Regions from separate parts of the Mus musculus genome. Here region 1 is linked to region 2. The links are chromatin loops, found by intact Hi-C in ENCODE. Cell type or tissue: left cerebral cortex. All regions are shown on one strand. Each heading gives the region's core, and the rest is flanking DNA. Links, peaks and the distances in the headings are about the cores only.

What was found. A loop is a pair of places that touch in the nucleus more often than their neighbours do. Peaks named below come from ENCODE experiments on the same cell type or tissue, not always from the same donor. Only the 100,000 strongest peaks of a DNase experiment are listed, where the experiment ranks them.
Region 1: a loop joins it to region 2, with 2.0 times the contacts of the local background. A loop is called at or near these places in 12 of 42 quality-filtered maps.

What each region holds. Positions count from the first base shown.
Region 1 is chr11:117,299,259-117,302,163 of GRCm38, reverse strand. All of the region lies in intron 2 of Septin9 (septin 9), which reads right to left. Among named protein-coding and RNA genes, the nearest start is that of Gm34065, 26 kb to the left of the region's middle. In left cerebral cortex, for the core only: a CTCF peak has its summit at 1,211 (motif pointing left); a DNase peak (open chromatin) is centred at 350; H3K27ac peaks cover 213 bases.
Region 2 is chr11:117,236,652-117,239,556 of GRCm38, reverse strand. It overlaps a transcript of Septin9 not described here. Among named protein-coding and RNA genes, the nearest start is that of Gm39478, 28 kb to the left of the region's middle. In left cerebral cortex, for the core only: a CTCF peak has its summit at 1,216 (motif pointing left); a DNase peak (open chromatin) is centred at 1,208.

The DNA of each region.
Region 1 (2,905 bases), core at 214-2,713, 63 kb before region 2:
TCTCCCAAATGCTTGAATTACATTACATGCATTCAGTACACACCCAACTAAACAATAATTGATTTCTTTCGGTGCTTGGGATAAAAAGCAGTTGTGCCTTCTAGGCCAGCATCCGCCCACCCCACCCCCCACCCCACCACATCCTCAGCCCTAAAGAGTAAGTTTTGAAGAGTCCCTCCAAACTCACAGCCCCATGGAAAATAACTTTAAGTGTTTTCTTTTTTTTTCTTTCAATGCTGGTCGCCCACAAAAGTATCAGGCCCAGATGGTTTCACTAGTGAGCAACTTGAAAGTTTTAACAAAGACAGGATTGTGTTGCTGTGAGAGTGATCCAGAAGGGAGAGGAAGAAAGAAACATATCCAGGGTGTTTTTGCTAAGCCAGCACCACGCTGTCACCAAAAAAAGCAAAAATAGCTCGGCACACGCCCCACACTGCAGAGCCAGCTCACTGTGCATCCGTGCAAAAAATAAAAAAAATAAAAAATAAAAATAAAACAAAACAAAACCAACAACCCAAAACTCTAGATCCCACCACGATGCTCAAACCGAAATAAATTCCAGCAGATTAACGACACTGGTACATAAAAATAAAACCACAGAAACATTAGAAGAAAATGTGGATGAAATGCTTGTCTGTAATTCTGGAATGCAGCAGGATGTGAGACCCAAACGCTCAAAGGAAAAATCAGAAGCCAGACAAACACAAGCCTTCAGGTTCTCTGCTTGGAAGAACACACTACAGCTCTGGGGGCGGGGGCTTAAACCTCATACCACACATCACCGTCACCATCACCATCCTCTTCCTCTTCTCCTCCTCCTCCTCCTCCTCCTCTTCCTCCTTCTCTCTCTCTCTCTCTCTCTCTCTCTCTCTCTCTCTCTCTCTCTCTCTCTCTCTCTCTCTCCAAGGGAGGGTCTTACTTGGTAGCCCTGGCCAGCTTAAGTATTCACTCTATTGCCCAGGTTGGTCTCTAACTACTGGCAATCTCCCTGCTTGAACCTCTCAAGGTCTGACCACCACCAATCAGCTCAAAAACCTCTTAGAAAAGGAACCATAGGGCTGGAGAGGTGGCTCAGAGGTTAAGAACCCGGCTGCCCTTGCTGAGGAGCCAGGTTCAGTTCCCTGCACCCACACGGCAGCTCACAATGATCTGGAACGCTGGTTCCAGGGAAAACAGTGCCCCCTGCTGGTCTGCACAAGTACAGCAAGCATGCTCATGGTGCACAGATCTGCATACAGGAAAATACACATAAGGTACAAAATAAAAGAATAATTAATTTTAAAATTACTATTTTTTTAATCAGTAAGAAAAGGGTTGACAGTCCGGCTAAGAGAGGACTATGGGCTTTGGGCTGTAACAAACATACAGAACATACACACAAAACACACAGGTAACACACACCTTCCATTCTGGCAGAGATGGAGGTGGGGGCACGAGGATCTCTGTAAGTTTGAGGCCCGCCTGGTCTACACCGTGAAAACATGTAACTAAGATCGATTTAGTTTTGGGGTGAAATGTCCCCCAGAGACCCAGGAGCTTGTAACTATCTGCTCCCCACGGTGATACTGTTAGGGAGTGCTGAGGGGAAGGGACCCAAAACCCCAGGCACAGGTCTCCAAAGAGACTGGAGGACTTCACTGGGTCCCAGCTTCCTGGCGCATTACATCAGCAGACTTTCTGGCTATGGCTATGCACACCCAGCATGTGGTCCAGCTCCTAGCCATGAGGCCACTGGATGTGGAAACCTCCTGAGATGCCAGCAAAATTTCCCCTTGATAAGTCAGCTGTCTCATGTAGGAATATGAATCTGCTCAATACAAAGCTGTAGAAATAAATTCAAACCCATTGGGCAGCGCCCATCCCCTCACTATGAGGGGAGAGCACATGCTTTTCCATTCACCATCCCTCAAAATGCTTTAATGATGTACCGAAGGCTGGAGAGATGGCTCGGGAGTCAAGAGCAAGCCTTGCTCTCCCAGAGGATCTGAGCTATGTTCCCAGCACCCATGCCAGGTGGCTCACAACTGCCTGTAAGTCCAGCTCCAGGGGTTCAGAGACCTCTAGCAAGGGCGCCTGCACTCGCTTGCACACGCCCTACAAAGACGCATGCATACACACAGAATTTTAAATAATAAAAATAAAAATGTAAGTGCTGTAACTGCTTGAGGTTAATGTGGGTGGAACTGGTTAAACTTTAAACCCACACTTCCTCTGATGCAGAAACTTGCCCTTCCAAGTTGCACATGGCAGTCACCTGCACGAGCGAGAGAGCACACACACACACACACACACACACACACACACACACACACACACATGCCCAAACACAGTGTAAGATGGTCCATACAGCTTCTCATGACAGGGTCTTCACATTAGCTCAGGTTAGCCTTAAACTCAGGTCTCCTGAGTCCCCAACCTGCTGAGTTTCAGGATGACAGGTGAGCACGTCTAGGCCCCATTCCAGGTTCTTTTCACATCTTAAAATACTGGATGAGGGGCTGGAGAAATGGCTCAGTGGTTAAGAGCACTGGCTGCTCCAGAGGTCCTGAGTTCAAATCCCAGCAACCACAAGGTGGCTCACAACCATCTGTAATGGGATCTGACACTCTCTTTTGATGTCTGAAGACAGTTAAATATACATATACATATATACATAAAATAAAGAGCTCACAAATAACCCCAGCTCCAGAATCCAGCTTTGGCCTCTGAGGAAACTTGCACAAACATGTCTATACCCCCCACACCCACACACACAGACACACACACACACAGACACAGACACAGACACACACACACACACACACACACACACAACCATAAGTAAATAAAATTTAGCTAGGTGTGGTGACACATGCATTTAATTCCAGCGCTCAAGAGGCAAAGAAGAGATTTCTGGGAGTTTGAG
Region 2 (2,905 bases), core at 253-2,752:
TCGGGCGGAGAGTAGGACCCAGCATGGAACACGCCATGGGGACCCACAGTACTGAGCGACTCTGCCAACATTCGAACTGGATAAAGGAACCCAGGGTGGGAAGTTCCCTGGAGGATACAAAGGCAGCAGCTGTATAGGAAGGGACAGGGGACTGTCCAGGTGATGTCAGTGTTCCATGTTGTGGCTGCAGTTGGAACACACGGTGCATTTACCTGTAAAAAATCACAGGATGGCATGCACAGCATCCAGGAGACACAGAAATGTGGAGAGAGAACCACAGTGGCTAACGATCCATGAGCAGAGGGAGGAGAGGTCATGAGTACTGGTACCTGCAACTTATTAAAACTGCCTCAGTCACCCGGCATGGTGGCACTTGTCTTTGACATCACCCTTTGGGAGATGGAGGTAGAAGGATTAGAAGTTCAAGGCCAACTTTAGCTACAGGAGATTGAGGGTTGCCTGGGCTACATGAGACTCCGTCTCAAAGACAAATTAATTAGTCAACCAAATATGTCTGAGGAGAGCCTGATTGCTGGTGGACAGATGCACACCTAACAAGGAACACTCACGGTAGGGTCCAGCAGGTGGGTGTGTGGGCAGGGTTTCACCGTCTGTCTTCTTGTTTGAAATGTTTTCAGAAAGTTAGAAAATTGGGGCCTGAGCTAGTAAAGAAGTTCTATTGCCTACTGAATGGGCACCTGGGTTCAATCCCAGTGCCATGTAAAAGCTAGGTATGGCTGAACATGCATGTGTATACAGCCACACACACACACACACACACACACACACACACACTCACACACACAAGTCATTTTTGAAAACCAAGGTAATAAACAATACCGGAAGACAACGTTGACCTCCACGCCCGCTCACTGACCACACACACACACACACACACACACACACACACACACACACACACAAGTGGGCTGGAAAAACTTGAGAGATTGAAACACTTCAAACAAAACCTAGGAAAATACAGTACAGAAAGAGTCAGGGGGCACCAGCCTCCTCCCCCGGGTGCCATAGGCTGGGATTGGAATTCAGTGGCTCCTTCTTATTATTTCCTGAGGGTCTCCTCTTGCCGCTTCCCTCCCCTTCAGCCTAATCAAGTTGTACTGGCAGCTCTGCAGCAGCATGCAGCCCTTCTGCAGAGCCAAGGAAAGCAATACCCAAGTACATGGGCTTTTAAGAGCTTGCACCGCCCCCTGCTGGACAAAAAGATCCCTGCAGCTGCCTCTCTATTTCCTGCAAGTAGAGAGTTAGCCCTTGCTGGGCCACCAACACCCTGCAAATAGACAGTGTTGATCAATAGGCTTTGCCTGTCTATAGAACACACCCACCACGTCCACAGTGACTATCCAGGTCCTTGAGGATGGTCCTTGCCCACCAACACAGGTCACAAACGCAGACCAAGGCTACCCTCTCCAGGCAGGACACCAATCCCCAACCCTTTCTCGCCACCTTGGGCTGGGACACCAGGCAGAACCCTGAATCTGTAAGGTATACCTTCTTCTTCTTCTTCTTCTTCTTCTTCTTCTTCTTCTTCTTCTTCTTCTTCTTCTTCTTCTTCTTCTTCTTCTTCTTCTTTTTGTTTGCATGAATGTCTGTGCATGGTGTGTGTCTGTCTGGTACCCTCAGAAGCCAGGAGGAATCATTAGAGTTACAGATGGTTGTGAGCTGCCATGTGGGTGCTGGGGATGAAAACTGGGTCCCCTGCAAGAGCCTTAACTGCTGAGCCATCTCTCAGGTCCTGGAGTACTCTCTTCATTATTGATAGCTATGTCCTGTGACATACACCACACATGTCAACACACACGTGGCTGGGAGCCCTGAACTGGAGAGACCGTCGCCTAGGACACCGGCTGGCCTTATCCAAGTCCAGACTGAGGGCTTCCCAGGATGAGCATGGGGCAAACAGAACAGAGTCAGAGGCCATTTCTTTCCCACCCATTTCCACAGCACCCCTCTCCACTCACACCCTCCTTGGCTCTAACGTCAGAGCCTTTGTTTTTGAGGTCCTCTCTGCCCATGGCTTTTGAACTGTTGGTTTTCTCTGGCTGTTCAAGCCCCCAAGTCAGTCCACCCCTCAGTTGTAGGAGCTTCTAATAACTCCCCATAAACACACACCACCGCAGCCTGGGGAGCTCGGTCAGCAATGTCTTGCAAACAGGATGACCCGAGTTCAAAATCTCAGAACCCTGGTAAAGAGCCTGGTATGGTGACGTGTGCAGTTTCAGCCCAGGTGGGTCCTCAGAGCTCGATGGCCACCTGGCCTACACAACAAGCTCCAGGCTGTTAAGCGACTCTGTCTCAAAACATGTGGTGGGTGGTGCCTGAAGAACAATAGCCAAGGCTGTCCACTGGCTTCTACATGTGCGCACACACACACATACAGACACCACATCTCCTGCTCAAACCCATGTGACAGGCAATGCTGAAGGAATCAAGTGGCCAGGTGGTGTGCTATTCTCCACTCTTCATTGTAAGCTTCAAACCCAGGCGGGTGCTGTGAGGGTAACAACTGTCCACGGAGCAGGAGAAAGTACCGACAGGATAGATCAAATAAGGATCTAATAACCAGCATATATAAAGAGCTCCCTCAACTCAATAACAAAGCAACTTGACTCAAAAATGGGCAGAGCCTGGTGTGAAGGCACACACCTGTAATCCCAGCACTTGATAGGCGGAGGCAGGACCATCAGGGGTTCAAGGCCACCTCAACTATTACTAGTCTTATAACCAGCCCAACACCAGCTACACAGGGAGAATGGTGTCCCCCACAAACGCCTACCACCCCAGACTCTTACTCTGGTACTCTCACACCCCATATCCCCATACCCCTACCACCCCATACGTCTATCCCCCCCCAACACAGAGAGCAGTGTCTGGGAGAAAAGGCTCT